Regions from separate parts of the Homo sapiens genome. Here region 1 is linked to region 2. Evidence: chromatin loops called from intact Hi-C (ENCODE). Cell type or tissue: Calu3. All regions are shown on one strand. Each heading gives the region's core, and the rest is flanking DNA. Links, peaks and the distances in the headings are about the cores only.

Region 1 (15,909 bases), core at 5,105-13,104, 160 kb after region 2:
TTATTTCACTTATACGTTCAGCATGTATGTAATGGCTCTCCCCTAAGTCATTACTTGTAGGGAAAGTGTTTTAATTTTTTTTTTCCTTTATCCTGTTAGAAATCATCTTTTACAGAGAAAAACTTCTGTAAGTACCTATATCTCAACAGTACACTTTTAACACTAACTGCTGGGGTTCGGTGCCTCAACTCTGTATCTTCTACTCGTTCACTTTACCCACTCACAGATTTGAATGAACTGCTTGTCATTGGGGAGGAACCACAGGAAGTTCTTACGGTGGTCACACTTTAGGAGAGAGAATTAGTGCCGAAGCTTTTCCTCATGGAGAAAGCTGTGGGGGGCAGATTAGGTAGCTGCATAATCTCTGGGATGTCGCGCCTGCTTTGCTTTACTCTGGCAAAACAGAGACCCACCTACGAAATGTTTCCGGGAAGGGATGAAGTGTGCCACGGAGTTTCTGAAGGAAGAAATGCAGGTAACTTGATGTCATCTGGCTATCGGCTGCCAGATGTCTTAATCTGATAGTGGACATTAGCAATAATATTTAGTGAAAGACTCTTTTTTGGAAAGTCGGGATTGACATTTAATCCATCAGTCTGTGTCTTATCTATGTAACTCTAGTGTAAATCTAAAAGAGATATCATACATGTAACAGTGAGAATACTTGGAATTCTGCTTTTTTAAAAATTCAGAAATAAATGGACTTGCATTAAAAACATATTCTTATAAGGGAGAAATAAAAATATGTTGTTTTCCATAATCGCAATGACATCTTAGACACATTGGAAAGGACAGCTGCTTAGTATGTTTGCAGAATATTTGGAAAAATACATCCAATGGCAGGAGAATTGTTAGGTAAACTTCTGTGTATTTATTGGATAGTCTTTATCAGTCATCAGCCATTGATGCTTGTGAAGGCTATGTAGTAACAAGGAAACACATTCTTGTTAAAAGATGAAAAAGCAGAACTAACACTAAACATCTACATTTGTGTCAAATATTAAAAATGTATTAATGGAAAATATTAAATCATATAGATCTATCTGTTAACTTAATCAAATATCATATTTATTTTGAATTATTTAAATATCATCGATCTTATTTTTACTCAATAGATTTCTCAGTACAGACTGGATAGAGGGCTAATTTAAAATAGAAAGCTACTAGTTAATTTCTTCATTTCTCTGTGTTATCTGAGAATGAAGTGCTTCTAATTTTGAATGGTGTGTATTGTGTTAGGAGTTTAGACGTTTTTTCCTGCCACTTGATACAGCAGGCAAAAGCAGCTCATTAGGTAATCATCACCTAGAAATTTAAAGGTGAGGTCTGAAGAGACTATTTCTTGCTTTTGCTTTTGTTTTTTGGTTTGCTGCTGTTTCTTTTGATTTTCATTTATTTTGACTCTGAATTGTGAAATTAGTTCACCCTGCTCTAAGACATCTCCTACATATGAAAAAATAGATTTTCAAGAAAGTACAGCTACAAGTTCAGTCTCATGACAAGGCTTGTCACTGTTCTCTGTTGGTTTGACTGAATGCTAGCTTTGTTCCACCTGGCCTTTGGGCACCTCTCCCTCAGGAACCAGTGGCACAGGCCACGGATGGAACTCCAGGCCTCTACCTGATTCACTTTTTCTGAGTATGGAGAAAACACAAACAGATCACCTCATCAATCAAAGACACCTAGTAGTTTTCAAAATACAGATGAAATCTTCAATGTGAATCATTTGTGTTTAAAAAAATAGCTAAGAGAAAATAATGCATGAAGAGTGAAATAATTTTCAATTATTAAAGAGTTTAATTGCTACTCTGCTCCTTGATAGCTGAGTGACTGATGATTTAATTTCTGAACCTTGGTTTTCTTTATGTCTCTTTTCCACTATGGGTTTCAAATAAGACAACATTTTCTTGAAAGCTAAAAATACTTCACACACATAGTAAAACGAAGTCAGGGTGTGCTGGTCCTTGAAATGGGGGAGACAGCCAGGAGGAAGAAGAAACAGCCAGTAGAAAAATAGAAGGAAAATGATGCCAAAATAATTACATATTAGTCTTTTTTTAAGGTTTTACTATTTAACCATTGTTAATGATCTGCCCTGTTTTCATATGCTGTGATCTTAAAACATATAATAAGATAAACTTGAATGTATCTTTAGTCCAAGGAAGAAAAATTAATTACCTGCTCAAGTACATAAGGTAGCAAGTAGAACTATCAAGTTCTGCACCAAAGTAAGATGATTTCAATGCCTACTCTCTAAGAACTTACACATGAGTAAGAAAGATAAGACAAACTAGATTAAGAGATACACAGCAACATAGGACAAATAGAAATTTAGGAGAAATTCTCTCTCTATATATGTGTGTGTGTATGTGTGTGTGTGTATATATGTATGTATGTATATATTAGGGGTGAAAGGAACTTCTACCCCCTGAGGGTTCAAACATTTGAGTCTATAAAACAAACTGGCAATAGACAGATGAATAGGAGAAAAGGCATATAAATTTGTTAAAATGCAAGCACATGGGAATCACACAAAGTATGAGACTGAAAGAAGGGCCAGATGGTTGATGCTTACATACTCTCTTCATAAGAATAGGGATGTTGAGGGTGTAGGCAATTGTAGAGGAAGAGTACATGAGTTTTAGAGGAGGTGAATGAGCCAGAAGAACAGACAATGTATCCTGGGACCAAGTTCCTCTGGCTCTGAGGTGTGGTGACTACTCTAGTCTGCCTTCCTGCACTGTGTATCAACTTCCTTCCATTGATGAGATATCTTGAGAAGCAATTCACAACCATTGAACATCTCCTGGGGATCTAGCTTTTAGGCAAGTAGGAGAACTTTAGCGAAAGCTCTTCCCTGCATTTGCAGCTCCGCAGGTGTTCTCAGTTTTAATTCCAAATGGCATATTTTAGGGTATCATTTTCTGAACCTCAATAATACATAATTTATATTTGATTATTATTTACTATCATACATTGAGCATATATTATCTCATGAGGTTGTATATTTTTATATGTTCTAGGGAAAAATATAAAGGTGGGCAAAGACATAGGAGAGAAATGGATATGAGTGAAGAAAGACTGAGAAAATCGGAAGCCAAATTTGCAGCCCAGATTCTTGATTTATTCTAGTGCCGAATGAGAGATATTTGCAACTTTTTCATTAGGACTTTACAAACTGCTGCTAGTACTAAAACCACCACCACTACCACCACTGCAGATTAGAAAATGATCACTGTGTGCGGGCTCTTTGCTAATCATTGCTCCCCATCATCTCATTTAAGACTGATAACCCCATCTACAGGTGAGCCATCTTAGTGTCAGTAACAACCAACCAGGAAGGGGTAGAACAGAGATGTAAATTCACACCTGGCTGACTCCAAAATCCATGCTCTTAACCTCCACACAATTCTCTCACCTTTCAAGTTAAAAGCATTTTTACAAAGAAAAGGTTAAATACGTAAGTTTGTAAAATATCATATTTCCATTTCACATGCAGAAGTTAGGTTTAGATAATCATGATAGAAAAGAACACACTGCCTCGATTTTTCATACGTTGACCAATTTTGACTTTAAACTCAAAATTGAGTTCAGGGATATTGTCATGTCTTTTGTATCTCTGTGCTTTTTTGGCCTGAAGTAAGGTGACTGTCATTCAGTAAATTATTGTAAAATATTTAAATAAATATATGAGTTTCACATATTTCTTTTCTTTTACTTTCATTTATCATATTGCCATATAAAATTTAATATTTTAAAGATAATATTGGTATATTTTTGAATTGGTAATATTTTGCTTTCTGATGAAATCCTCAAGCTTGCCAGTTTGAGACAGAAATGCAAAAAAAGGGACATTTTAATGTTTTTCTTACATTGTAGAGTCAAGAACACTGGTTTGAGATTAGCACACCTAAATTTCAGTCCCCGTTCTTAAGGTTGCTAACGATCGATCCTAAAGCAGAGCCCTGAAGGTCTTTGAGCTTGGGTGTTCTCATTTATAATTGCTAGAACCTTTGATTTGCATTTCCCTGATCATTAGTGATGTTGAGCATTTTTCCATATGTTTGTTGGCCATTTGTATATCTTCTTTTGAGAATTGTCTATTCATGTCCTCAGCCCACTTTTTGGTGGGATCGTTTGTTTTTTTCTTGCTAATTTGTTTGAGTTTGTTGTAGATTCTGTATATTAGTCCTTGTCAGATGTATAGATTGTGAAGATTTTCTCCCACTCTGTGGGTTGTCTGTTTACTCTGCTGACTGTTCCTTTTGCCAGGCAAAATCTCTTTAGTTTAATTAAGTCCCAGCTATTTATCTTATTTTTCTTGCATTTGCTTTTGGGTTCTTGGCCATGAAATCCTTGCCTAAGCCAATGTCTAGAAGGGTTTTCCAATGTTATCTTCTAGAATTTTTATAGTTTCAGGTCTTAGATTTAAGTTCTTGATCCATCTTGAGTTGATTTTTATATAAGGTGAGAGATGAGGATCCAATTTCATTCTCCTACATATGACTTGCCAATTATCCCAGCACCATTTGTTGAATAGGGTGTCCTTTCCCCACTTGATGTTCTGGTTTGCTTTGCCGATCAGTTGGCTGTAAGTATTTGGTTTTATTTGTGGGTTCTCTATTCTGTTCTATTGGCCTATGTGCCTATTTTCATACCAGTACCATGCTGTTTTGGTGAGTATGGCCTTATAGTATAGTTTGAAATCAGGTAATGTGATGCCTTCAGATTTGTTCTTTTTGCCTAGTCTTGCTTTGGCTACACAGGCTATTTTTTGGTTCCATATTATTTTCAGGATCTTTTATAGTTTCTGTGAAGAATGATGGTGGTATTTCGATGGTAGCTGCGTTAATTTGTAGATTGCTTTTGGGAGTATGGTCATTTTCACAATATTGATCCTACCTATCCATGAGCATGGGATGTGTTTCCATTTGTTTGTATTGTCTATGATTTCTTTCAGTAGTGTTTTGTAGTTTCCCTTGTAGAGGTCTTTCAATTCCTTGGTTAGGTACATTCCTAAGTTATTTATTTATTTATTTATTTATTTGTAGCTATTGTAAAAGGGGTTGAGTTCTTGATTTGATTCTCAGCTTGGTGCTGTTGGTATATAGAAGAGCTACTGATTTGTGTACATTAATGTTTTATCCAGAAACTTTGCTGAATTATTTTATCAGTTGTAGGAGCTTTCTGGAGGAGTTTTTAAGGTTTTCTCTGTATACAATCATATCATCAGCAAACAGCAACAGTTTGAATTCCTCTTTACCGATTTGGATGCACTTTATTTCTTTCTCTTGTCTGATTGCTCTGGCTTGGACTTCCAGTACTATGTTGAAGAGAAGTGGTGAGAGTGGGCATCTTTGTCTTGTTCCAGGTCTCAGAGAGAATGCTTTCAACTTTTCCCCATTCAGTGTTATGTTGGCTGTGGGTTTGTCATAGATGGCTTTTGTTACATTGAAGTATGTCCCTTGTATGCTGATTTTGCTGAGAGTTTTAATCGTAAAGGATGATATCACCTTATTCCTGCAAGAATGGCCATAATAAAAAATCAAAAAATAATAGACATTGGTGTGGATGCAGTGAACAGGGAACACTTCTACACTGCTGGTGGGAATGTAAACTAGTACAACCACTATGGAAAACAGTGTGGATATTCCGTAAAAAACTAAAACTAAAACTATCATTTGATCCAGCAATCCGACTTCTGGGTATCTACCCAGAGGAAAAGAAGTCATTATGTGAAAAAGATACTTGCACATGCATGTTTATAGCAGCACAATTTGCAATTGCAAAATTGTGAAACCACCCAAAATGCCCATCAATCAATGAGTGGCTAAAAACTGTAGTATAAATATATACGATGGAATACTACTTAGCCATAACAAGGAATTAATTAATGGCATTTGCAGTGACCTGAAAGAGATTGGAGACTATTATTCTAAGTGAAGTAACTTGGGAATGGAAAAGCAAACATCGTATGTTCTCACTCATAAGTGGGAGCTAAGCTGTGGGGATGCAAAGGCATAAGAATGACACAGTGGACTTTGAGGACTTAATGGAAAAGAGTGGGAAGGGGCCGAGGGATAAAAGACTGCAAATATGGTGCAATGTATACTGCTCGGGTGATGAATGCACCAAAATCTCACAAATCACCACTAAAGAACTTACTCATGTAACCAAATACCAGCTGTTCCCCAATAACCTATGGAAATAAAAAACTTTTTAAAAAAATGGTAGAACCTTACAGTGTAAGCTCCCTCATTGAAAGGCATGTAATACCTGTACCCTGCCTGGCCCACAGCATGTATCCAATATACAGCAGTTAACTTTTCTTTCCTGCTCTCTCCCTCCTTTTACCTCAAAGAGTTTTTAAGTAATTAAAAGAAAGATCACTCTAATTTTTAAAAAAACATTTGGAAGTGTAATCTAGGTAGCAATTTATCACAAAAACTTTAAAATAATTTATTTTTACTCTATTAAGTCTTCCATTAGGCTACAACTTGTCAATACAGCAAAGTTTCCTACTTCTCCTGATGACAGACATATTTAATCCTTTTAGTATAATGTGCTACAATGAGGTTCATAAAACTTTGAGTTTTAAAATGATTGATATACCTCCTAAAATGACCTCCTGCCCATGCTCCTTGCCAAAAAATTGATTAAATTCACATATTACATTTTTTCTAACCCTCGAAAGTAATAGGAATCATAAAATAATAATTTATAAAGAAAACCTGTAGGTCTAATTCTCTTTTTTTAAACTAGATTATATTCTAAATATTTATTAGGCAATTTCCTGGGGTTAAAAAACATACAGAGAAACTTAGATTTTTAGACTATCAAAAATAATCTGCTTCAACTTTAAATTGGTACAGTCAAATTTAAAAATAATTACAGCATTAAACAATATTCCTTTTCCAGACTCTTCCCTCTGTCATAACACAGGAATTTTGGCTTCCATCTATCCAATCCTTATGGTAATTTTAAGTTGTCAGCATGTTAAACTATTAAGTTGAAACAATAATTCTTTATTTTTTTAAACTAATATTCTGTCTAAATTGCTTCAGAGCTTCAAACTCAACATGTTTAAAAGAAACCTCTCAGTCATTCAATATTTAGTTTCCTAAGTAATTTTCCTTCTAGGCAGAAAAGTAATTGGTCTCAGAAGCTGATTTTGTTCTCCCTTCTTTGCACTGGCTGCCAGAAAGCTCAGAACCAAATGTGCGGTTAATGTATATGACCTAGAGTACGCATGTTGTTTATCAACCTCACTCCAAGCTTCCTGCTATTTTTCCTGTACTTATATTCTAATTTCCTTACTTGTCTTACTTTGCACATTTTGTGATTATATTCTGTATTTATATGTCACATTAAATTGCTTAATTTTTTAAGTTGGGTATAAATACACTCAAAAATAAATTAATTCCACTAAAGTTGACACTCCCTGCATTGTTCAGCTCAGTGCCTCTAAAGACATGATCCCTTTGTCATCCTTGACCTTACCTTTTCTTCATTCCCACATTCAATGGTTGATAAAATCCTGGAGTTTCTAACACTTAACTCTCTCTAAAAGCCTTCTTTTCGCTTTAGTGGTACCATCATTGTCTTAGTTTGGAAATTCAATTGCTTCTGCCTTGGTCTCTCAGATATTGTCTCATCGCTTCAAAACATCTTTTATACTGTTGCCAAAAATGGTTTTTGAAAAAAATGCAAGTCTGACTACACATGCCACAGTTACAATCACAAGAAAGTAACATAGTCACAAATAGGGTGTACTGCTTGGCTCTTGTTTTTGCTGAATCTGTGACTCGTGTTTACCATCAGCCATGTGTTCTCTTATAAATAGGTATTTGTAAGAAAAACTATTAGGCTTGCTTTTGTAAAAGCTAAAATGCACAAGACAGGATTTTATTAGCCTGCCGCAATAAGAACATTTATTAATTCAGAGAATCTCAAAAAAAAAAAAAAAAAAGGGGGGGTAGAGGAAGGGGCTGAAAAGGCAGAGGGCTGCAGTTTTATAGAGGCAGATAGACAAGAGGATCATCCAGAGTCGTAATGGAGTCATGGAGAAGAATGGAGATGCCTCTCATGGAAGCCACTGAGGAAGGGCAGAGCTGGGAATATGCTAGACCAGAGCATGCCCTGACAGCCATTTCTGGGAACACAAAGGCGTGGAGGTATTTTGGGAAGGGAAGGAAGGACGGGGAGATATCATAACCATCACTGTTTTCCAGGAACACGGGGTTCATGTAAAGTTGGATATTGTCATTATTCATCCATCTTGTGAAATTGAATGTCCTCACATTTCTTTTAAAACTGCACAGAAATGAAAACAGAAAGAAATGGCAATTTCCTAAATGTCCCCTGTTGTTCCCCTCGCACAGCCTTATATAAGTGGTACATTTTCATCTTAAGGGGAAGGCCGAATATACAGAGATATCTATAAGATCACTTTCAGAATCGCCAGTGAAGGGAAGAAGAGGGAGTGGTCCCAGGAAGTTGATTTACTCAAGGGACACCCTCTTCACCCCAACGCCAGGTGGCGCTGATGGAAATGGCTAGCAGGCCACACTTTGAGAAACCCTGGCCCAGAATATCATCTATCTTAACCTTTGCTGTAATTGAAATTTTCCTTTTACGTCTCACTTAATAATCATGAGCACTATGAATCCCTGTAACTCAGGCAAGAAGAAAGAATTCTCCACTGCTGATGGAGCTATTGTTTCAGATCATACCATTGATTAGGGATCAGGAGTCGTTTAGTAAGCCTCTGGTTTCCAAAGTAGCTTAAGCTCTAATTTCATAGACATTAAATCATCCTGGATTCCTCCCTCTTAATGGCATGTTGGCAGAGCAGTTATAGCTCACTAGAGAGCAGGCTTGCCTCAGCTGTTACTGCCTCAGCCAGGTGGTCAGAGGAAAAATGAATTTGCTTACCTGGGAAAACAGGTTGCCTATAAATCAAAAGAGGTCAAGTTATGTCCACCAGATGGAGGTTTTAAAATCTTAATGTGTAAGTTAAGATATAATGGATTACAGGAGGTGAGATTTTAGTAAGGTTGAATCATTTTGTTGCCTTCTGGGATGGAGGGGGAGCGAAAGGTTACTGTTACAGTGAACAAGAATGAAGTCAGATTTTCATCCGAGGTGACCTAATTACCAAGGATGTGATTCTGACTCATTAATTTTCAAAATCATATCTAATTATTGGTATGGCTTACTGAGGCTCAAAAATGTGTTTTCTAAGTGTATAGTATCTTTTCCATAAGTACTAGATTTAGGCATGTTATAAATATTGTGGTTTAAGAGGACTCTAAACAGTCAAGAAATCTCTTTCTCTGTTTCTGTCTCTCTCTATCTCTCTCTGTCTCTGTCTCCCTCTTCTTTCTGTCTCTTTCTTGTCTGCTAGTTCTTCAGCCCTGGAAATGTAAAATGAAGGGTTACAGAAAACAAGAAGAATCTGTCAGTTTTCTCTTTCGGGGCAATTAAAAAATTGATATATTATTTAACATAAAGCTTTGATGGTAACTGTGGATATCATTTATCCATATTATCTCACTAGAGTTAACTGTAGGAACACATTTAGCCATGAATGACTTTTTACTCTGAAAGAGTAAAGTCACAAGGGAAGCAGAAACAGTCCATGAGTGACAAAGGATATTATCAAAAATGCTTATTTATTCCAGTGTGTGAATATGGTATGTGTACAAAACAAATAATTTTGAATTATTTTAAAGGTTTATCCCAGCTGGGAATTATGCATCTCTTATTCCGTAACTTGGCCTTTTTTGTCTTGAAATTTCAATGGTATACTTGTTTCTCACCACCTTTTTTAGAAAAGTGTAAAAACTTACATAATAACACTTGTCTCCTGACATACTGGAGATGTTTCCCATTTGACTCTCTGCTGTTAACCGATGAGCTTAACATCTTGCTACCCTGAGATGCCCAGCAGAGAACATGACTTTTTTGTAGGGGAAAGGACACTTGAGTATGTGGGTCTTTCAGTACGCAGATTCCTCATAGGTCTCTTCACGTAAGTTCTTCTTTCCCTAACTTAAATCCTTAGCTACCTTTAAAATATCACACATTTGTATTTCAGACCTTTGTTGAGATGTTTTTCTTTTGACTTACAACTTTAAAGTTCTTCCACATAAAATAGTCTATTTTAAAAAATTTAAATTTTTGAAACATATTAAATCATTTGATAGATACTATTACCCTTAATGGGAAGGAAAGAAATAATACACACCTTTAATTTTCTTTAGTAAAGTGAATTTTAATGAGAACAATGGAAATGGGAATTGTGATTCTAGGTGTGACTCATATTTTGACACAGGTTTCTGACTTGAAGTCATTTAATCATATGTACTTTTAATTCATGTGGATTAGGGTTAAAATTCATTTCTTTAGCTTATTTTTAAGTAGTTATAAAAGTGAAGGTGAACTTTTATTTTTATTTAGATTGAAATTATTATTTTCCGTTATATTTTCAGACTTTTAAACTAAGCATGAAGTCCCTCTACTTTTCTATGTTCTCATCTTAGTTCTATGGGCATCAGAGCTGAATTGATTTGTAGAAAGTTCCTTAAGCAGACCGATATTATTCCTGCAAAGTAAATCCATATTAATATAGATAACGAGGTATGTAAAGAGATGGATTTAGTTCTCAGTATTATGCTTGAAGTGAGTCGACCTCGGAAAAATTGAACATGAATGCTTCACCTCAATGAGAATGGTTGTCTGCGCAGTATATACAATTTTTAGTCAGCTATGTAGGTCCATATCTATGACCCAGAAAATATATGTACCAGCTCATTTGCCTGATTCTTTGATATTCTGTGAACATGCTGAGCCAAAGATGAGGACATGTTCTATCCATAATAGTCCATTTGCAAATAAATGCACAGGCTTGTTATGGGAAACATCATTTGTTGCCTTGCTTGCTTTGGGAAGCACCATTTGTTGCCTTAGCAAACAACAAATGATGTTTCCTGCCTTTGAGTTTCCAGTTACATTACTGGAATAAGCCATTGGCACAATCAGAAATATGCTTTCGCTACTCTGTATTTTCTTTCTACAAGAATTTAGAGAATTCAAGGACAACAAATGATATGATTCCTCATTCAACAGCTCAGTAAAGCATGTCCTTAGCATATGCCTTTGAAACTGAAGAGATAAAATCGGGAAAATTAAATTTACTTGTATGAATTATTTCTTAAAATATATAAAAATAATTGGCAATCCAAGTATAATTTTTAAATACTGCCACTGAGACTACTACAACTATTCCCATTTCAGTATCTCTTGTTTTGATGAGCAGTAGGACAAGCTCTTCAGTTGATGATGTTTTTCCATACTAAAAAAAATGTGTATGTTTCCTTTGTCATGTTTGACATATATGATCCATTCTGCCAATAGTTTCAGCATCCTCGCCACTGTAAATGATCATTTCATTGGAGTAAGTAAAGGGAAATCACCAGACCTTGAAAGACAAACCTATTGAACAGTATTTTGATTAATATACTGATTTTCTATTGTAGAAATGAACAATGAATATTTGTTGTAGAAATAAGAATAAATGATTATATGCATTTTTCTGATTAGAATATAAAAGAATGTAATTAAAGGATTTACCAATATAACAAACAGACAAACATGGGTGCTATGGTTTGAATATGGGTTATCCCCACCAAAACTTTTGTTGAGGCTTGGTCTCCAATTGAGCAGTATTCAGAGGTGGTACTTTTGAGAGGTGATTAGGTCATTAAGATGCATCAATGACTTTCTGGTGAAACTAGGTTAGTTCTCAAGGGAAGGGTTTCGTTATCACAGGAGCAAATTAGTCAGCTAAATAAATCTCTTTCTTTTATAAATTACTCAATTGCAGATATTCTCTTACAGTGACAGAAAACAGCCTACCATACATCATAACGCAAGTCTGTTGAGGCTGGTGAAACAAAATCTGGTGACTATATCACATTAATTTTTGATGATGCTAATATTGGTGATGATAATGACAGTAAGCACACATAGCAATTTGCTATTTGGTAGGGATTCTTCTAAGCATTTATATATAAAGTAATTTAGTTACCAAAATTATCCTAAGAGGCAGGTACCATTATTGTTTCTATTTTGTGTTTGGAAAAAAAAGCTATAATGCATAGTTAACAACCAGCAGCAATGATGTTTTGAAAGGACCAGCTCTCACATCCAGCTCTTATTGTGTGCACCTCTATTTTGAAATCAATCTACTTCTAGACTTACTGTAAAACTCAGTCTTAGCTATGATGTCCATGGCTAGTAAAATTTAAACTTGGAATATGTTTAAATGTAAGGCTGTTGGTTGAGTAATTGCAGATTATCACCACCCAATGAGCACCTGTTGATTTGAATACCTACTGAATTGGCTGTGCTGAAGTATAACTGTGGCCTAAAGGTCTAGCCTTTTAAACTTCCTCCTTGTCGTTCTTAAGATACTCATCCTGATAAGCATAGTCCTCTGAAACGAATCCTACATTCAGTTTGTAACTCCTTCCAAGCAGCTCAGTTCTGGATCTGCTCTTTTAGACCCCCTTTTCTTTTCTGCAGGAAGAACAAAAGAGATTTTAGAGACAGTCCTTATGAAGAGCTGCTAGACAAGCGAACCATTTCCGCAGCACAGACTCAGACTTCGAGATTCCCTTTCCCGGGTATAATATATCAAGCCATGTCAACAACTAGAGAAAATGGATACTTCACAGTAAAAGCAAATTTTTAAAGACAATGAAAAGCTATAGAAGCAACAAAGACTAGAGGAAATGACACTCCAAAAGGAAAGAGCCTTTACTATGTGACCTGCGAGTTGATAGTTATTTTCTTTCCTGAGGGCATTTGCAGATTCAAGGTATGGGTCAAAGATGGGGTCTGGTCTAGGCAAACATAGACAAAACACTGGAACCTTTGGTGGTCCAGTGGGTTGTTGTGATGGAGAATAATCTAAAGGACTTGCAAACAAAAAGCCAGTTTCTCCCAGGAAGCATTTGCTGTGTTCTGGATTGGAAGGAGAGGATGAGGAACTCCAGCAGTAATTAGAAAACAACATCCTATTGAGGTGACCTGACACAAACATGCCCCAGGTTCCCTGTTAAGACTCCAGAAATTTGAAGCTGTGTGAGGTATTAGCCAAAAGAGCTAAATTCAAAATTCTGAAGGCATGACTTAATCTCCTGTAGTCTTTCAGAGTTCAGTGGACGAGAATCTACTTGCCTCTCAATCAAAGGTCTGGGAGGCCACGTCTGAGGAATGGGAATGAAGCAGACATGGATTGAGTTAAACTAAATCAATAAAAGCCCAAGCCAGGATCCATCCTTGGGATTGAGGTGTCTAAGTTCTGCATCTCTAACAGAGAAAAGTATAACCCTCTGGGGGAATGGCGGGATAGCATCATCTGGACTAATAATCAAGACAAATAAAAGCACACCCACAGATTATTCAGAAACTGGAATTAGCAGGCAAGGACATTATCCATTATCAATATTAATTAAATAAAATGGTACAGAAGATAGGCAAGATAGATGAAATCTTAAGAGTTTTGAAAGATATTTGAAATCTATAAAAATTAATATATGTCATTGATGAGAAACATGTTACCTACAATGAGATCCCTTGAAATTGTCTAAACTCTAATAACAAGATTGTGGGATATTGGAGAGATTGAGAAACTGGGAGAAAGGAGATCAATATCTGTGAAACACCCAATATGTGCTAGACATATGCCAAGAACATTACGTATGTCATATCCCTTAATTCTTCTATAAAGTAGTTATTATTATTCCTACTTTATAGATGAGAACTGTGCAGGAAGTGTTCAATATAACAAAGCAAGGGAACATACAAACTCCTATGTGATCATTTTCACATGTCCACAGCCTCCTAGCATGGGGCAAAGTTGTAAATGAACACATACCACTGAAGGCTCACACCATCATGAGCTTGCAGTAGCAATATCCTAGGAGCTACCTGAAAGCTTCTGGGTACACATAGCTAAACTACGATACTCCTTACCCACAGATTTTGGCATGCCCCTTAAGAAGGCTAGAGGTGTTTTCCAGGCGCAGTGGCTCATGCCTGCAATCCCAGCACTTTGGGAGGCCGAAGCAGGTGGATCACGAGGTCAGGAGATGGAGACGATCCTGATCAACATGGAACCCCATTTCTACTAAAATACAAAAAACTTAGCCAGGGAAGGCGGTGCGTGCCTGTAGTCCCAGCTACTTGGGAGGCTGAGGCAGGGCAGTCTCTTGAACCCAGGAAGCAGAGGTTGCTGTGAGCCGAGATTGCGCCACTGCACTCCAGCCTGGAGACAGAGTGAGACTCTGCCTCAAAAAAAAAAAAAAAAAAAAAAGACGAAGAAGAAGAAGGCTAGGAGTGTTTAATCAGGACTGGAAAATAACTAATTTTATTTTATGGTTTTACTTTTTTATGCTTATTAAGATGAATTGAATCATGAAGTATAAAATGAGCTACATGATTAGAACCACTCCAAGAGTTGAAGACTGTAAATCTTATTTTTAAGGACTTCCTGTGTAGTACCAGCTCTGTTATTGATGGTGGGTTTTGTACACATGCCTGATCTTTGAGTTGCTAAAAAATACCACTGGAAACTGCATTCCCAGGAACAATGGAATCCCTGGCGAAGTGTTTCCTCCCTGAAGAATGGTAAAATGTCAAACAGACAAAAGTAGGAAAAATTATGTCTCCAGACAGATGCATTGCCACTGTAACTTCAGAATGAACTATTTTGTACTGTACACAACGTCTGCTATCCATCAATTATTCTATAAAAATACCATTTTGATAAAGAAAAAATATCTTAATTATTCACTGATCTTTCCTATCCAGAATGACTAATGACAATAATAACAGAAAATCTGCCCATTCTGAGCACCTGCAAGGCAGGCACTTTACATACGTATCTCTTATTTCATCCTATTCCTATTCTCATTTTAGAGTTGAAAAGAAACAGGTTTATAAACAGAATGAAAAATTTTCTTGAAGAAACTCAGACATTAGTAGAAAAATCTGGATTTAAACCCAATTTTATCTGAGGCCAAAACCCTTCTTTTTTTACTCTGGGAGACTGCCTTGGCACTTATAGCACGTAATTATAATGATAATATTTGTTTACCTACACCTTTCTGCAAGTGCCAAAGTGCTGTACAAAAGCAGGCAACTGATTTCTCTCTATGCCCATGAGGTTAGTATGTGTATATTATAACTCGCAGGCAGGCGGCCACACAGACTGCACTGAAAGTGGACCTGTGTCTCAGGACTCTGTGTAAAAGCACTTCTTACTCTTGAGCACATTTCCAAAACAAATAAAATGGAAAGAACAGGAATACCAAAACTAGATGGCCTCCTAACCTTGGTTCTTATTTGATTTTTTGGCTTTATGCCTGGGCATATATTTTTTCATCTAGAAATCATTTCTCTAAAATATGTTCTTCATGGTATCTACTCCATCTCCTCTGCTCTACTCCAGTGTGTGCCGCAACCCCCATTCACACTACTCTCACCTGCCTGTAGAAGAAACACACAAAACACTGAGAATGAAACAAAAACCACTCGCCTTTTCTTGGATCCAGAAACAGTCAATACCAGCATTTTTGGCCTCTGCTTCCTAGTTCTGTCTGGCCTCTCCACCTCTAGCTCTGTCTTTGTTATGTCCACTTAGTGGGCTTTGCTTTCTTTTGTTTAAACACATTCAGTCACTCTGCCTGTATTGTTTTTGTGGCTTGCCGAACTTAAACCTGTCGCTGCTCTTCATTCCAGTCAAAAGGATGAAGAGGGAGCTTATAAAAGCAAAAACAGATCATTTACATTGAAGATAAGAAAACAGGCAGTATTTCTCTAGCAATTCTGGGAAGCAAG
Region 2 (15,909 bases), core at 3,303-11,302:
TCCCCAGTTCAACCATGCCTTTCCTTCTGCTACCTAATGGTAAAGGTCGTCAGTAGGGCTGACTGTAACTTATTTCACATGGAAACACGACCACGGAAGTGGAGACCCTGCTGGTAAATCCAGGTCACATGCACAGACATATATAAACTCTAACATTAGGTATAGGCAAGACAACTACCAAATACTTAGGGAAAATTATTGAAATCTGGATGGAATTTAGACTTAGATTGAAGTTCCAGTTCAACTCTAAAGGAATCACAACCACAAATTACAGGCAATTTATGAGAGTGTGTTTAATGCAGGAAAAGAAGAACACTAGAAGCCAATTCAGTGAACTCCACTCAGAGAAAAGCTCTTGACTCTATGAAACATTGACAAATAGATGCATATGAATATGTTTTGAGTGGTAATAAAATATTAAGATGTGAATCACTTTTATGATTTCTCCTTTTTAACTGACTTTCTAAAGTTAACCTCACTACTGCTTCCAATCACATTGGACAAGACAGCTTCTCAGTGATCAAAAAGCTCATTGCTTCTCAAGTTTTTTGTTGCATTCATAAAAAAATTAGCATGGTTAATATATCACCTTGAACTATAAAGGGAAAACATTGTCACGTGATCAACACTAGGCTCATTTATTCTTTTTGTCATTCTTCCAAAACCATGGGGCTATCTTCTTTTGCCAGGTACTGGGATAAAAATGAGAATTAATAAGACTTAACCTTAATTTCGAGTCATCCATAATTTTGTATTTTTATAGGGAGTATTTATTTGATAAACCATACTGTGCCAGTATAGTAGCGCAAGTCTTCTGAGAAGCAGATGCCAATATGTGACGTTATGTGCAGGGACTTTATTAGGGGGAATACCTATGAGTGAAAATGGGGAGGGAGCAGAGAGGTTGGGAGAGTTTCAGACTGTGATATTTTGGTCTAACTCAAAGTGAAGAAGGGAGAGGAAATGGCATTTTGCAGTCTAAAGAAGGTGCGGCAAGCCAGACGCTGTGGCTCACGCCTGTAATCCCAACACTTTGGAAGGCTGAGGCAGGCGGATCACCTGAGGTCGGGAGTTCAAGACCAGCCTGACCAACATGGAGAAACCCCATCTCTACTAAAAATACAAAATTATCCGGGTATGGTGGCACATGCCTGTAATCCCAGCTACTCGGGAGGCTGAGGCAGGAGAATTGTTGAACTCGGGAGGCGGAGTTTGCGGTGAGCTAAGATTGTGCCACTGCACTCCAGCCTGGGCAACAAGAGCAAAACGCAGTCTTAAAAAAAAAAAAAAAAAAAAAAAAAAAAAGAAGGTGCAGCAAGGCTGCTGGGAGTTACGAGTCACGGTGCTCCAAGAGGGGAAGCCAGGCTCCCAGGAAATGACTTGTCTGTGTATGCTGCCATGCTCAGTCATTGGCTGGGAGTCACCAGTGGGAAGCCCGGCCTTGGAGCTGAGGCTGTGATGAATTTCAGAGCCCAGTAGCTGGGGCCCTTTGTCAATTACATTCTTGTAGTTGATCTAAGAGGTGCATTCTCACGGCCACTGCAACCAGGTCCTGAACATTAAAATTTAAAGAGTCTAGATAATGGATGCTCATTGTGGGAAATCAGAAACATACAAGTAAACAATATGTTTCCTTTGTTTCTTCCTCCCCTTTCATCCATTCACCTCTGAATTATCTTTGTAGAATGCAAAGCTAATCATTTTTCAGATGCCAACTATCTTCAACAAAAATTCCCTGATTGCTGCTTTCTCTCCTGCCTTTGGCCCTTTCCTTTGCCAGAAGTTGCCGTATCCAGTTCCTTTACTCTTCCATTTCCTCTATCAATGGGTTTCTCATCCTTGAAATGTCAAAAGGATTAAACAGCTGACACCTCCTCTAAGAAGGCTTCTGTTCTTCTCTGCAACCCCCACCCCCCTTCTTCTTTTAATCAGGTTCTTTTCTATGCATTTCTGCATCACCCTGTAATTATTTGCCAGATGTGTCTGTTGGCTTACTTGGTGTTCCCTCACTTAAGACGGTGAGCTCCTTGAGAGTAAAGATATGTTGTATTTACCAGGATTTCCAGCATCCAGCAGTGTTTGAAACTTGGTAGGCGCTAAATCACTGGATGACAACTAAACAAATGAATGAACATGCACATGTACACTCCTCGGCAGTTTCAGAAGACAAGACATTGTTGCATGGAACATAGGGAAAATATATCATTTAGTGATGGTGGTGATGATTCCCATTTTGTCTGTGAAATAAGTTATTCTGGCTACTACAGCTTATAGTAAGAGTGGCTCTTCCCTAAAGAAAAGCAATGTGGATATACCACTCTGCACTTTATTTCTGTAAAATGCTTTGCTATAACATTCCATCCAAATCCTCCCAGCATCCCTTTGATGACTTACACCTCTTCCAGCTGAGACCCTGTGAGTCCAAGCTCCCCTGTCATGGTGAGTGGTGGTTCCTACTGTGCTGGGGAGGACACTGAAGCAGATGGCAGTTAGGCGACTTTCTACATAAGTGCCATCGTTGCAAACGGCAGAGTCAGTAGTGGAGTTCATGACCCCCGATAGTCCTCCCTACTCTACCTGTCAGGTCATAATTTTCCTACAAGCCCTGGATGTTAGGCAATGAGAACTAATGATATGAATGTTTCCTACTGACCAGAGTATTCCTGGGCCTCATACACTGAGCCCATCACCATCAGGTAAGAAAAAGATTGGGGGCAGGGGAGGTCAGGCAGATCGAAGCACAGTTCTGTTGATGTGATTCCCATAGAAAGTCGGCTATATTTATGGAGGTTTGTATTTAGGACCTTTCAAGGAATTTTCAATTACTTAAGAAATAGAGCACCTTATTTATTTTAAATCCATTTGGCAAGTATTAATGGCTCTATTTGATTGCCTGAGTCCCCCATCCTGCTCCACTCCACCCCATTCCAAAATAAAGCATAGCCAATCATATCTCTGTGTTAAAAAAAAAAATACCTCCTTGATTCTTTAAAATATTGACTGTATGGGTAATTGTGGTATAAATGTGTTCAATAGGCAAATAATTTTCTTTAGGAGGGAAATTAATGATACAACATTGCGGTATGTTGAGTAAATTTAATTTATTCATTCTATTACTTTCCCTCTTAACAGGGATAATTTAAAGTCAATAGTAGTCTCATTTTAAAACCTGTGAATTCTCAAATCTTCTAATTTAATTATGGAATTGAAAGAGATGTCAAATCATTTTGAGTTTACATTTGTATAAAGTAAATAATGTGCACACGACTTGGGTAATAAATGACGTATCTCTCAAGTATTTCTAATTGACTTCATTCACACATTTTAATTCTTTATTCTCAGACTGTGCAATCATTAATATCATATTTCCAGGATAATAGTGTCTGTGAGCTCATGTACATTTCCTCCACCTCTGTTCCTAAAGCTAGACCAGCCAGGCTGTTCTGTTGTAAACTTTTATTGGCAGGGGTTCATAATTCAGCTGTAACATTTCATGCTGGGCTGCAATTCACTGCACAAACCCTTTGCCCTGAAGAGCTTATGTTACTACAAAAACAATCGTAAAAATCCATTTTTTCTCTTTTTAAGTAGGCCAGAAAAATGGTATCGTAAGAAACGCTATTCTTAAAAAAAATAAAAAAGACACTTTCTAAAAATAAAAGTTGGTGAATGAAACGATCTGTTTAGTACTGAGCTTTCATCACCCCTCACCCATCGAAATAACTTTCATATTGTAACAATGGAAAATTTACACTTAAACAGGTGCAACTTGCTCCATGGTGCTCAGGGTGCATAAAAAGTCACCTTTTTTCTTATTTTTCTAAGTCAGATTAAATCCAGCGTGAGGTCACTGTCATCAAGGTTGACAAGAAGTCCAATAACAGTCAATTTGGAGTGCCCTCTCCTACCCTTGGGCTGTGGTAGCACGCCAGGGCTTATGCAGTCCAGAAAAAGAGTAAAGGGCCCAGAGCTAGGTGCATGCTTGCCTTTGATCCTTGCCCAGGCAGCTTGTTTTATTGGCAATATCACCGCCACCTTTGCCATCCATGCCAAGCTCAGTAATGGGCTCTTTGAGAAGGCTCCATAGGTCACAATGCTTATGATGCCAACCGCGTTGGAGGTCCCTGACCCTCAAGGATCCCAAAACACCAGCATGCACCCACACATCCATGCACACTTCTTTCACATCCAAAACATCTCTCTCACTCCCTGCCCCTCAATTTCCTCTTTACCCAGTTTCCAGTCTGCAAGGAACGAGCAATACTTTGATAGATAGTGATTTTTGGAGTATATGAGTTTATTCTCCTCTGACTCTGAACCACAAAACCATTCTTTATTTTTTACCCTCTCACTGTTATTAAATGTGTTGAGAAGAAGGAGGTAGAAGATGATTTCAATCTTCCTATTTTTTTCTACTTCAGAAAAAGAACACCAACACATGTTTTGTATTAGTAGAATCACCCTTGCACATAATCAAGTCCTATTTTACTTTAACATTCTCAGCACTGGGTGAGGACTCATGCTATGTAGGTTATGGTTTTAAATTTGCAACTACTTAGCCCCTGTCTTTGACTGTGTGAGGGAACTCCTGATCTCATTTTCTTCATTTATAAAATGCAAGGCATGAATGATCTAATTCTATAAAAGTAGAATGATGTGTATTCTACAAAATTTCTTCCCACCTAAAAATCTCAAATTATGAAATACTTGTAGCCTAATAATTTCTGAGTCACTTCCTGTGTTCAGTTTTGTTTTCATATCTAGAGATTTTTAATTATCACCCAAAAATTTGAATGTGGCATAATCGATATTATTTGTTATTTTGATGGTAATCATGAAGCACTTCTTCTTAACAAAACCAAATCAACAAGTAACAAATGAATAAAGGAATTTCATAAGACCTTTTGGAAAACTTAAAGATCTAGGTGTAATGAATAGGATATGTGGTCTCTTCAAAGAAAGACCATAATTAGGATAAGATTTCATTGTTCAGGTTACTGCACTGTGTGTCAAAAATCGTGAGCTGCTCCAAGACATATGTGAAAGTCAACACAGACTTTCTCAAATGCTTTGAAGTAGCCCTTTCCTTCTACTTCAGCAGATTCCTGCAGATTCATGTCAGCATATCTATGAAGGCTGCATATTAATTTTGCAAGTTCCCTTCACTTTGGGACTGATATACCAACCTGCAAATGCAACCTCCCCCAAAGACCAGGCTGCTCGTTGCTGTTTTGAACTTAAAAGTTGTTGCTATGTATCCCCTACTTAATTAGACAGCGAGGGCACCTTTCAAAGATACCCCAATTTCAAAAGAGACAGAGAGATGCAAGGGAGAGTGAGTGGGAGAGAAAGAATGTACTCGGTGAAGTCTGAGATGCCCTTCAAAAAATGAAAGATGGGACATGAACATGGCAGACATTCATTAACATTAATTTATTACATTGAATCCTCAAGTTTCTGGTCCATGATAAGTGATAAATGACAATAGGTCCCTACTAGCAGAACCTGAAGCATAGCTGCTATTAACATACCCTAGCACACCTTTAAACAAGGCAAATGCTGAGGTATAGCAGCACTGAATGAAGGAAGTTAGAGGTAGCTAAGAATGGGTAGATAGCAGTCTGAGAGGAAAGACAAGTTATAAATCTTGGAAAATTGTGATTTGTTCCATCATTTAGTCTTTCAATATAATGGTTTGTATCTATATTTAATCTTTTGATCTTCTATCTATAAATGCATTATCATCCATGGGTGACCGTGATGATGGGGGAGGGATTCAGGCTGGGGACAGTGGTGGATGCCTTCTGTTAACCACCCTACACCTCCTATCAATGCCTTTCTCTCCATGGCCCATGCCTCCAGGGGCAAAGGGGACTGGCTTCCCTTGATCTCAGGTTTGCTGTTGGGATTGGCCAATGAGGAGCATCCATAGGAGATAGGAAGACCTGGACCCTCCACAGAGGTCACCTGCCTGTCAGACCACTCGCTCCCCAGAGCCACTGTCCCTTTGCGCCTTTAGAACTAGGTAGTAGGGGCACTGGTTACTACTCTTGGAATTCTGCAATATCATTTGTGGGTTCCTTCTATCCTGCCCATACTTCCGTCAGCGCTTTTTAGAATTATTAACTCTTCTCCAATAATCCAGTTTTAATGTGCTGTCTGTTTCTCTTGGAATCTTGAAACACACAGGACCAGGAAGGCTTTCTGAAGGAACTACATAAAGAGTTACATCTTGAAGGTGTTAGGAGTGTATGGGAGAACACGTTGGAATAAGATGCAAAGGAAAAACGAGATTTCAGTCAGAAATAGCAAGGTGTGAAAAAAAAGGGAAACGGCTGGGTTTAGGTAACAATAAAAGGGAAGAATGTACTATTTACTGTTTTTAAGGTGTATTACAGACTCCAGACTTATGGCAATTATTTCAAGACGTTTGCCTACTAGTAAGCTCTTTGCGTGGTGAAAAGAAAAATCCAACTCCCATACTTTACCTTTATGTGATATTACATTGCGCAACCTACAAAACTGCCACCAGGTGGCGCTCACGCAGTAACTTTGGAGCAGCAGCAAGCAGTGAATGTTAAAGACGCTGAATTGGAAATATTACTGTCGAACAGATGTTCTTGTCTTTGATGCTGTATCTAAGTTAAGGTAGGAATGATGAGGTCAAAAAGGCTAATAAATTTATTATGTGGTGGAAAAGTTATTTCTCCTTGCCTATGAGACAGAAAAGCCATTATTTTTAAAGCATAATGCTAGCTGAGCTTTGTTCACTGTGACACAAAATTCTCCTAATCCTCCTCCTACTTTTATTATTCTTTGTGTGATATGTGTCTTTGGTTGTGAGTAAAGAAGAAGAGATTATAGTAGTTGCTGTAAGCTGACTGCTTAAGAGTTCAGTAAATTTAAATAAATCTGTTGCAGAGAAAAACATGCCTTGCACTGATCATCCAACGGTGAATAAAAAATGTAGACAGAGCATTTATGCAAAGAGGCAAATGATGTGCGAGAATGGCACTGCCCGTAAACAAAGCAGACAGTTTGACAAAAGTGTTTTTCCCCCACTTTGATCAAATAGACTACAGCATCTTTGCATCCCACTTGTCAAAGTGCGGAATCTGTTTTCCATCTCTCTTTATTCCTACCTTCACCCAATCCCCACCATGCTTTCATTCAGGTCTCCTCCCTGAAATGAAATAGGCTGTTAGTAGACTGCAGTTGATAGCATCCAACTGCAGATAATGAGCGATGCAACAGAAATGTCTTGGGTTCTTCTTCTTTCTCCCACCTTCTTCCCCAGCGACAAGGTCTGCAGACTTTCATGGGTAAATTCTGTTACAGGGAGAGTGAGGAGGCCAGATAATTGCCCAAGCTGCCTCTTCCATAGATTGATATTAGGGACCTTGTCCTCACCATTGCACACCTGGAGACCTGCTGACTTATCCAGTATCAGATGAAGGATTTATGCACACAACTGTGAGTGTGGGGAATTCTCAGGAAGTGAATTGTTTACACCAGAAGATTCACACTCAGGATGTCAGTAAATATTACCCCAATTACTTTTGCACCAACCTAATACTAATCAACCCCAGAGATGAGGTTTAGCATCCCCATTTTACGATGACAAGAACGAATGGACAGAGAGTTCAAGGGATTTACACAAGATGTGCAGCTACAAGGAGACGGAGGCCAAATGTGCATGCGAATTAAAATCTCAAATGACTAGTGTGGAAATTGAAAGAGGATTGAATAAAATTGAGCTCTTCTTTTCCAACAATCACCCTTCTGGTAAAAAGGTACCAGAGTTTGTGACCCATATGTATCTTATTTCAGAAAAGATTTATTGGGAAGGAGGATATTTTTGTCCAGCTTTTGGATTAGGCCAGTGATCTAAATGGGCTGACGAGAAGTAGTGACAATAATCACATCTACTGGACAGAGCATCTGTAAGGGCATGAAACCTGGGCAGTTGCTGCGCTTACTGGGGCCCTGTGCTTGGCTTAATGCTGTGCTGTCACTGTCTTGAAATTCTTAATAATTTTTTTATTATACTTCAAGTTTTAGGGTACATGTACACAATGTGCAGGTTACATATGTATACATGTGCCATGTTGGTGTGCTGCACCCATTAACTCATCATTTAGCATTAGGTATATCTCCTAATGCTAGCCCTCCCCCCGCCACCCCACAACAGGCCCCGATGTGTGATGTCCCCCTTCCTGTGTCCATGTGTTCTCATTGTTCAATCCCCACCTATGAGTGAGAACATAATAATTTTTGAACAAGAGACCCTACATTTTCTTATTGTACTGGGTGCTGCAAATTATGTAGCTGGTTCTGCCGATGGTATTTTTCTCTTTTGACCATTGCTGGATAAACATAAATACTTTCTCTTCCTCCTTGGCTCCCTCTGGAACCTTTCAGACAGCCCCCAGAAAATTCCGTTAGCAAGTTATTTCCTCAGACAGATAGGCTGGAATGCAACAATTAGGTTGTAGCTTACATTGCTGTTCTTGAAATAGCTGCTTCCTTTTTGCATTTGACAAATCCACGGTGAGCACCCACTCTGTGCCAGGCACTTGCCAAGTCGAAGGTGGTTTCCCAGTTGTTCCTAGCACTGCTTTCTTCAGCCTTCTCTAACGGAAGGGAAGCTCTCGTAGCTTACTACTCTAAGCCATGCTATGCTCCTACTAGATTTCCCTCTCAGAGAATGACCTTTCCTGATCTTGTCCCTCAGCGCTGAAGACATCCTATTAATTCCCCTTTGCACTGCCTACAATTACTACCAATGGCAGCTACTGCGCAGCCAACTGAGAAATGAACCCCCATGGAAATTGCCATCCTTGCCCAAGGCTAACAGAGGTCTCTGGCAGGTCCTGGTGGACTTGTGAAATATTAAATATGTTCCATATTCTTTGTACATTAAAAAGTCAAATCTGAGAAATCTCCTTATGCATTAAGTATCTGTGTCTACATGATATTACACTCAGCACTCAGCACTGTAAGAAGAGATTTAGTTATAGTCTTATTTCCGTAGAATCTGTCAAAAGTAGACCATGAGCCTAAACAAATCTGAATATAAAGACAATCTATATAAGGGCAAAAAATGCAGACAATTGAGCAATGCAAAACATTGGTTAATGTAACTTGCTGTCCATTTCAAGAACAAGTGCATTAGCAGAGCAGTGAGGAGTGAGAGAGCCTTAAGTGGCTAATGCTCACACCCGATGGTGCAGAGGGAAGCTATTAGACCTTTTCCAAATAGTTCTGGAAGACTGTGTACAGGAGCTGGGATTTCATGAGCTATTTGGATGCTAGAAGAGAGATAGCTTGGCAGACAGAAAGAGAGAGCATTCCAAGAATATGGCACAGTTTGGAAAAGGCTTGTGTGGAATGACTAGGTGATGGAGATATTAAGCCAATTGGCTTGAACTGAGTGGGGGCTCCTTCCAAGGAAGGATTTCAAATTTGATTCAAAACAAAATAATGGCTTTCTGTAACATTATTATGACAACTAACAATATATTTTTGAATCCAGTGTGTGCTACACAAATCCAGACTCAGGTCCTGGAGTTCCTAGGATAAGAAGTCTCCTGAGTAATGATGGGAGAATAAGACACGGGAAATAACAGCATCAGCTACCCTCAGGCATAAGCATGGCTACCCCCACTCCACCTACTCCAATCCATGGAGCCCAAGAAGCAAACCGGCAGGACAGCTACTATAGAAGGAGAAAGGGTTGTCCTCAACCCATTGCTGGGAGGAAAGAGAAATGGGGCCTCAGTCTTGGCATCCCTGCTCCTGTCTTTGGTGTTGTGTTCATGAGCACTGAAGTTCTGAACACAGGGCTCAGGGGCCCTGGGCCTTGAGAGGAAGGCCACGGTCTATACCTGCCTTGTGTTTCACTTCAAAACCTAAGTAAGAAGGTATTTATCGACTGCCATGCTTTTGAAAATTCTAAGAATATTTGTCGCTTTAAAGAAGCTTATCAGCTAAATGAAGAGAGAACTCATATCCATTTGAGAAGTTACAGAAGGACAATAAAATTAAGAACTGTCACAAAGAGACACTCTTGCCTGTCAAATGATGGGATCTGACAAGTGTGGAGGAAGGCAGTATTACTTTAGGTTGGAAAGACCATTAGGCGGAGCTAGAATATGAGTGTGTCTTCAAGAATGAGTCAAATTTAAACAACCAGGTAGGGCAGAGCATTGTGGGAAGGCACAAAACCTCAGAGGAAAAACATGGTGGCCAGAAAGGCAGGTCAAGATGGAAGGGCACTACCATGCTGTCCAAAGCAGAAGGGCCTAGAGGACGTCAGAGGGAGAGGAGGCAGGAGAGGAGGTGAGGGCTTCATCCACGACAGGAAATTGAGCTCATTTCCTCTGTTGTTGCAAGGAATGAACTCATCAGAGATCAGCACTTTTTGCCCAAGTTCTGCGAAAGAAAAGTTTATATTTTGAAAACCTTTAATAAGTTATTTTTTCCCTTTCCTAATACAGTGTTGAATTGCCAGTGCATAGCGGAGGTAAATCATCCACCCAATGAGATGATTTTGCTAGCACCATCTGAAGAGCTACCAGATAATTTGTCTTTGTGAAGGGCCGTAAGCATATTCTTGAGCTCTGCTACTGCTCCCAGAGCAAGCACCTTGCGGAAGGGCTCTGGAGTGCAGCATTTGGCACGTCCCGCTGCTCCGGCCATCTGCTGCACCTTACAACGTGGTCTGGCAATTCAGAAGATGGCACGGGCGGCCCGCAATATATCCATATGTTATTCTCCTCCTCCTCGCTTGAGAAACAGAACAGCCATCTTCAAGACACCACCAGGAATTCCAAGTCACGTGACTTCCTTTGTTTCCTCCAGACCAAAGATATCAACATTTATTTTAAAAGGGCAAAAACACACAGCCAGTCAGTCTGAACAAAAACCCTGTGAAGGTGTTATTACCTTACTAGTTAGCCTCAGAGTATGGGAGAGGGAATTCCCGCTCTCCTCACCCCCCACAAAAAAATGCCAACTAATGTTGAGTGCCCTTACCTGACTTGGGAGGAGTGGTTCCCGGGTATAGTAAGGGTTTCTGTGAAGTTATGATCAGCATCACTACTTTTTGTAGTTGTGTACGAGATTTTGTAACCTAAAGCCTTGCGACTCAACGTTGGTCCATGGACTAGAAGATTCTGCGTCGCCTAGGAGCGGGTTAAAAATTCAGAATCTAAGACCCACCCAGATCCTCTGAATCAGAAGCCGTATTTTCACAATGCCCCCAGGTGATTCGGGGGCACATTAAAGCTTGGAATGTACTGATCTGGAAGAGGATACTCAGAAAAACTTCCGCCCATGTAGTTTTGAAGATTCTGGGAAAAATAAACTTGATATAATAAATGAAGTAGGACTACTATGCCATCTAGGAATTTGTACAGAATGCTTACAGAGATTTTTTAACTCATAAACTTTATTCCCCAAATAAAGTTTTTCTTGTTTTTGTTTTTGTTTTGTTGTTGTTGTTAATAATAAGTGAGTCCATAGCATTTATCCGAGGAATCCATACCCACAGAAGTAAAAGGACATCCCAGGGTTATGTTATCAGCCCCCCTCCCTCCTTAGGAAGCATTCACTGGAGAACTTCTCTGGAGCCTTGTTTCAATCTGAGATCTGCACTGAACTGACCACTTCTTGATTCAGGACACTGAAATCTCTGCATATGGGTTTATTTAGAGGAGAGGCTGCGAACGCTAAAGATTTGCTTGTTAACCTTATCAGCAGCTGCTGTGTGCTGTGGTCCAGTGCTCTAATCTGGGTGTCAGGCCTGGGCACGGCATCCTCCACGCTGGTGGCTGCCTTTTCTTCTCCTGCTGGCCGAGTCTGCTGTGGACTCTATTAATGAGGGGTTTGAAACCCCCTTTGGCAGGGAAGAGTGTCTTCCTGCTTGCAGTTTGAATTGAAAATGAATTCCCTATTTGCACAGTACCATGACACTTCGTATAATATCATTTACTGTCCCCCAGGCAGGAGTAGTTCTGGACAATACTTCTTAAACACTTTATGCCCAATATCATGTGGGTTACAGTCGCTCATATGGAAAAGAAAAGGACAGTTTAAAGCTTGAACAAGAAGAACAAAAATGCCTCCTAGGCCTCCAAAATGTCCACCTAAGATTCCAGCTTTTAAGGCAGAAAAATGACTAACAGGGACCATATTTTGAAATCATTAAAAGTGGATGTGTTTAGCCGAGAAAATGAAAGAAGACATAGGAAAAATTAATTCCATCTCTTACAGAGTGATTAAAAACAGAGATAACAAATTGTCAGTTAATGAAGCATACAGACTGGAGAGGTGATGTAGATAATAAAAAGTGGATTATTCAGCGTACTATTTTTAATTGAAATATATATAGGAAGAATGTTAGCATAAGTCATTTTGTACTAGTATTGTTGCTAAAATGAAAAACTAAGTGATTCGCTTTCTTCGAGTTGATCACACATGATGGTCCTGAAAGAGCGGAGAAGTACAACCCAAGGATTAAATCCCTCTGGATTCAAAATTTGCACTTGATGATCTACAGGTAGAAGCATGAACACTGACTTTTTTTTTTTAACCATCTAATCATATATATATATATATATATATATATATTTTTTTTTTTTTTTTTTTTTAAAGACAGGATCTTTCTCTGTCACCTAGGCTGTAGTGCAGTGGTGTGATCTCAGCTGACTGCAGCCTCCGCCTCCTGGGGTCAGGGGATCTTCTCACCTCAGCCTCCCAAGTAGCTGGGACTACAGGTGCCCGCCACCATGCCCGGCTAATTTTTGTACTTTTTTGTAGAGATGGGGTTTCACCTCGTTGCCCAGGCTGGTCTTGAACTCCTGAGCTCAAGCGATCCACCTGCCTTGGCCTCCCAAATTGCTGGGATTACAGGCATTAGCTGCCACACCCAGCCCATTCATAATCTTTTTAAGCATTCTGGTTTCATAGCCTCCATAAAACAGGAAAATTAAGGGTACATTTTTCGCTTATTTATTCAAATGACAAGTATTTATTGGGCACACAGCCACCTCAGGCACTGTTTTGGGGCTATGAAGTTGTAATCACTGAACAAAAACACATTCCCTACCCTCGTGGAGCTTACCTTTTAGTAAAATATACATGCAAATAAATAACCAGAAAGATAATTGCCTTACAATTCTGACAGAGATAATTGGCAAAAGAAAAATTAGCTGCACACAAAAATACATTAACATCTGGAGAATAATGAAATTATGAGCAACAAGCATCAATGAAATCATGCCAAATTCAAATGATGGCAGCTCTTGGTAGGCTTCCAGAATTAACTATTAAAAGAACATATTAGCCTTAAACCCAGTGTGTCTTCTGTGACGACTGTGGGGGGGTTATGTCAGGCTGCATTCATGGAGGATGGACAGATGCCAGGATATTTCACAGGAACCTAATTGTTCTTCCCTGCCAGGAAATCACTGTAGCGTGACATGATCCCAAGGATCAAAGTGCCTGAAGACCAGAACTCCTGGAGCAAGCTTGCATTGCTTTCAGGTGATGCTATAGATCACCCAGAATGCCCTGCAGTGGCCAGTGCCCCTGAACGAGGACTGGACCCCTACATTTACATGGGTTGATTCTGTGCCCTCGAGCAAGTTACTAATGTCTTTGAACCTCAGTTTTCTCATTTGAAAAATGAAAATCATAATACATCAACATAAGATCAGTGAAAAGAATAAATGATATCCCATATATATACACACACACGTATAGTCAATATGTACAATGCTTGCTGCACAGTTAAGTGTGCAACAAATGTTAGTAACCTGCTCCAATCTTATAACTGCTCAACAATAAGATTTATAAAGGCCACACATATTTGACAAGACAGCCCAAACTTTCACACTTTACCTCTCAAGCACTTTTGCCCATTAGACCTTACCCCTCTAAGCTGCATTTCTTGTGCATATTTGGGATTCGGTTCCTGAAATGATTAACAATCATTCAAAATATCACTTGCTTGCTCTTGCCAGACACTAGTTCCGTTTCATCAACACACCCATACTTAGCTATACAGCAGTTCCTGTTTGTAAAATTACTTGAAGATTGAGTTAGATTTTTGTCCTTATATAAGAAGTAGGAGTGGAAAGCTGAAATATGAAAGAGTAGAGACTAGCAATAGGAATGTCTGTTTTTATAAGCACAACACAATCAACAGAAATGTTTAGGTGTGTTTCTAGCAGGAAACTCTGAGTCAGCCTCTCATTGGACTAATGAGGGCTCAATGTGAATTACAGGTTGGGAAAAACTACATTGGAGAGAATATACAAGATACTAGATCAATATTGGAATTAGATCTAAAAGTGAGATCAAATTAGGAAATAAATGTGTGTGTGTAGTGTGTGTGTGTGTTTCAATATTGGAATTAGATTTAAAGGCGAGATTAGATTGGGAAATAAATCTACGTGTGTGTGTGTGCCTCTGTGTGTGTGTGTGTGTGTGTGTGTGTGTTTCAATATTGGAATTAGATTTAAAGGAGAGATCGAATTGAGAAGTAAATCGTGTGCATGTACCTGTGTGTGTGCGTGTGAGTGTGGTTAACTTTACTGAAAAAGAACTCCCTTTCTAGTCTGTGAATCTGTTGATCTATTGTTTGTCTTTCATGTATGTATTCTAGAAAGCATTACATGTAGAAGTACGGACTTGCCTCTATCTAGTTGCCTTTTTTATTTGTTTATTTCCAGCCTCCTGCAAAAAGGAGGTGATCAAGTAGCAAGTTTCTCTAATCTCAGTATTCTTCTCCTCTGAGCAATCTGACCAGGAGACTACAAATATTTGTTGGTCACCTACTATGTTCCAGGCATCATGTCCCCAAGGGTATGTCCCCTGCTAGAGTTAGCAGAAAGATCTGGCATGGATTCAAACAGATTGAAAAATGAGTAAGACAGGAGACCACTGGATCTGCAAATCTGATGAGAAAGCTTCCTTTTTAAGCACTTCGGCCTAATTCTCTCTCAAAATATGTATGGGCTTAGGCTTTCATAGCAGCATACTTAAAGGAACTAAGGCTCTGCTTCTCAAGGTAAAGCCATGCAACTCTGTGTACACTGGCAGGGACTGCGAACCTTGGAAGGGAAGCGTGGCCCAGTGCCGCTGGAGGCTCAGGCTGTTTCTAGTTGCCAGGGATAAACCCCTTTCCAGCTCCGGAAAGCTGACACTGTGGCAGGCTTCTCCTCTACAGCCGGGACCTAAATTAGATCCTTCTATACTCCAGCTACTTGATCCTCAAATCTTTAAGATTTGGCCACCTTTAGACGTTTCTCCTTAGGCCCTTTTCTATAAGTCCTTTGAATATTTGCATATACTGATTTCTTTTTTTTTTTTTAAGTGCAAAGAGAGAAAAACTTTATTTTTTAATTTTTTTTCTACTTTTATTTAAGTTCAATGGATACACATGCAGGTTTGTTACATGGTGTATTAGTCTGTTCTCACGTTGCTGTAAAGAACTACCTGAGACTGGGTAATTTATAAAGGAAAGAGGTTTGACTCACAGTTTTGCATGGCTGGGGAAGAAGCCTCAGGAAATTTACAATCACGTGGAAGGTGAAGAAGGAGCAAGCACCTTCTTCACAAGGTTGCAGGAGAGAGGGAGAGCATGAAAGGGGAAGATCCCCTTGTGAAACCATCACATCTCATGAGAACTCACTATCATGAGAACAGCATGGGGGAAACTGCCACTATGATCCAATCACCTCCCACCAGGTTCCACCCTTGGCACTTGAGGATTACAATTTCAGATGAGATTTGGATGGAGACAAAGACAAACCATATCACATGGGCGCATTGCATGCCGCTGAGGCTTGGTGTACAAAATGACCTCGTCACTAAGGTAGTGAGCATAGTGCCCAATGGGTA

What was found. Hi-C counts contacts between places; a loop is a spot of excess contacts. Peaks named below come from ENCODE experiments on the same cell type or tissue, not always from the same donor. Only the 100,000 strongest peaks of a DNase experiment are listed, where the experiment ranks them.
Region 1: it touches region 2 in a loop (2.2-fold over the local background); 6 of 110 quality-filtered maps call a loop at or near these places.

The regions. Positions count from the first base shown.
Region 1 is chr4:181,293,400-181,309,308 of GRCh38, forward strand. No RefSeq gene overlaps it. Among named protein-coding and RNA genes, the nearest start is that of LINC02500, 36 kb to the left of the region's middle. RefSeq lists an enhancer at 15,473-15,909. In Calu3, for the core only: a CTCF peak has its summit at 8,547 (motif pointing right); a DNase peak (open chromatin) is centred at 8,532.
Region 2 is chr4:181,136,917-181,152,825 of GRCh38, forward strand. The region is part of intron 2 of LINC00290 (long intergenic non-protein coding RNA 290); the gene reads right to left. Among named protein-coding and RNA genes, the nearest start is that of LINC00290, 14 kb to the right of the region's middle. RefSeq lists an enhancer at 9,885-11,084. In Calu3, for the core only: CTCF peaks have their summits at 6,512 (motif pointing right) and 6,739; a DNase peak (open chromatin) is centred at 6,535.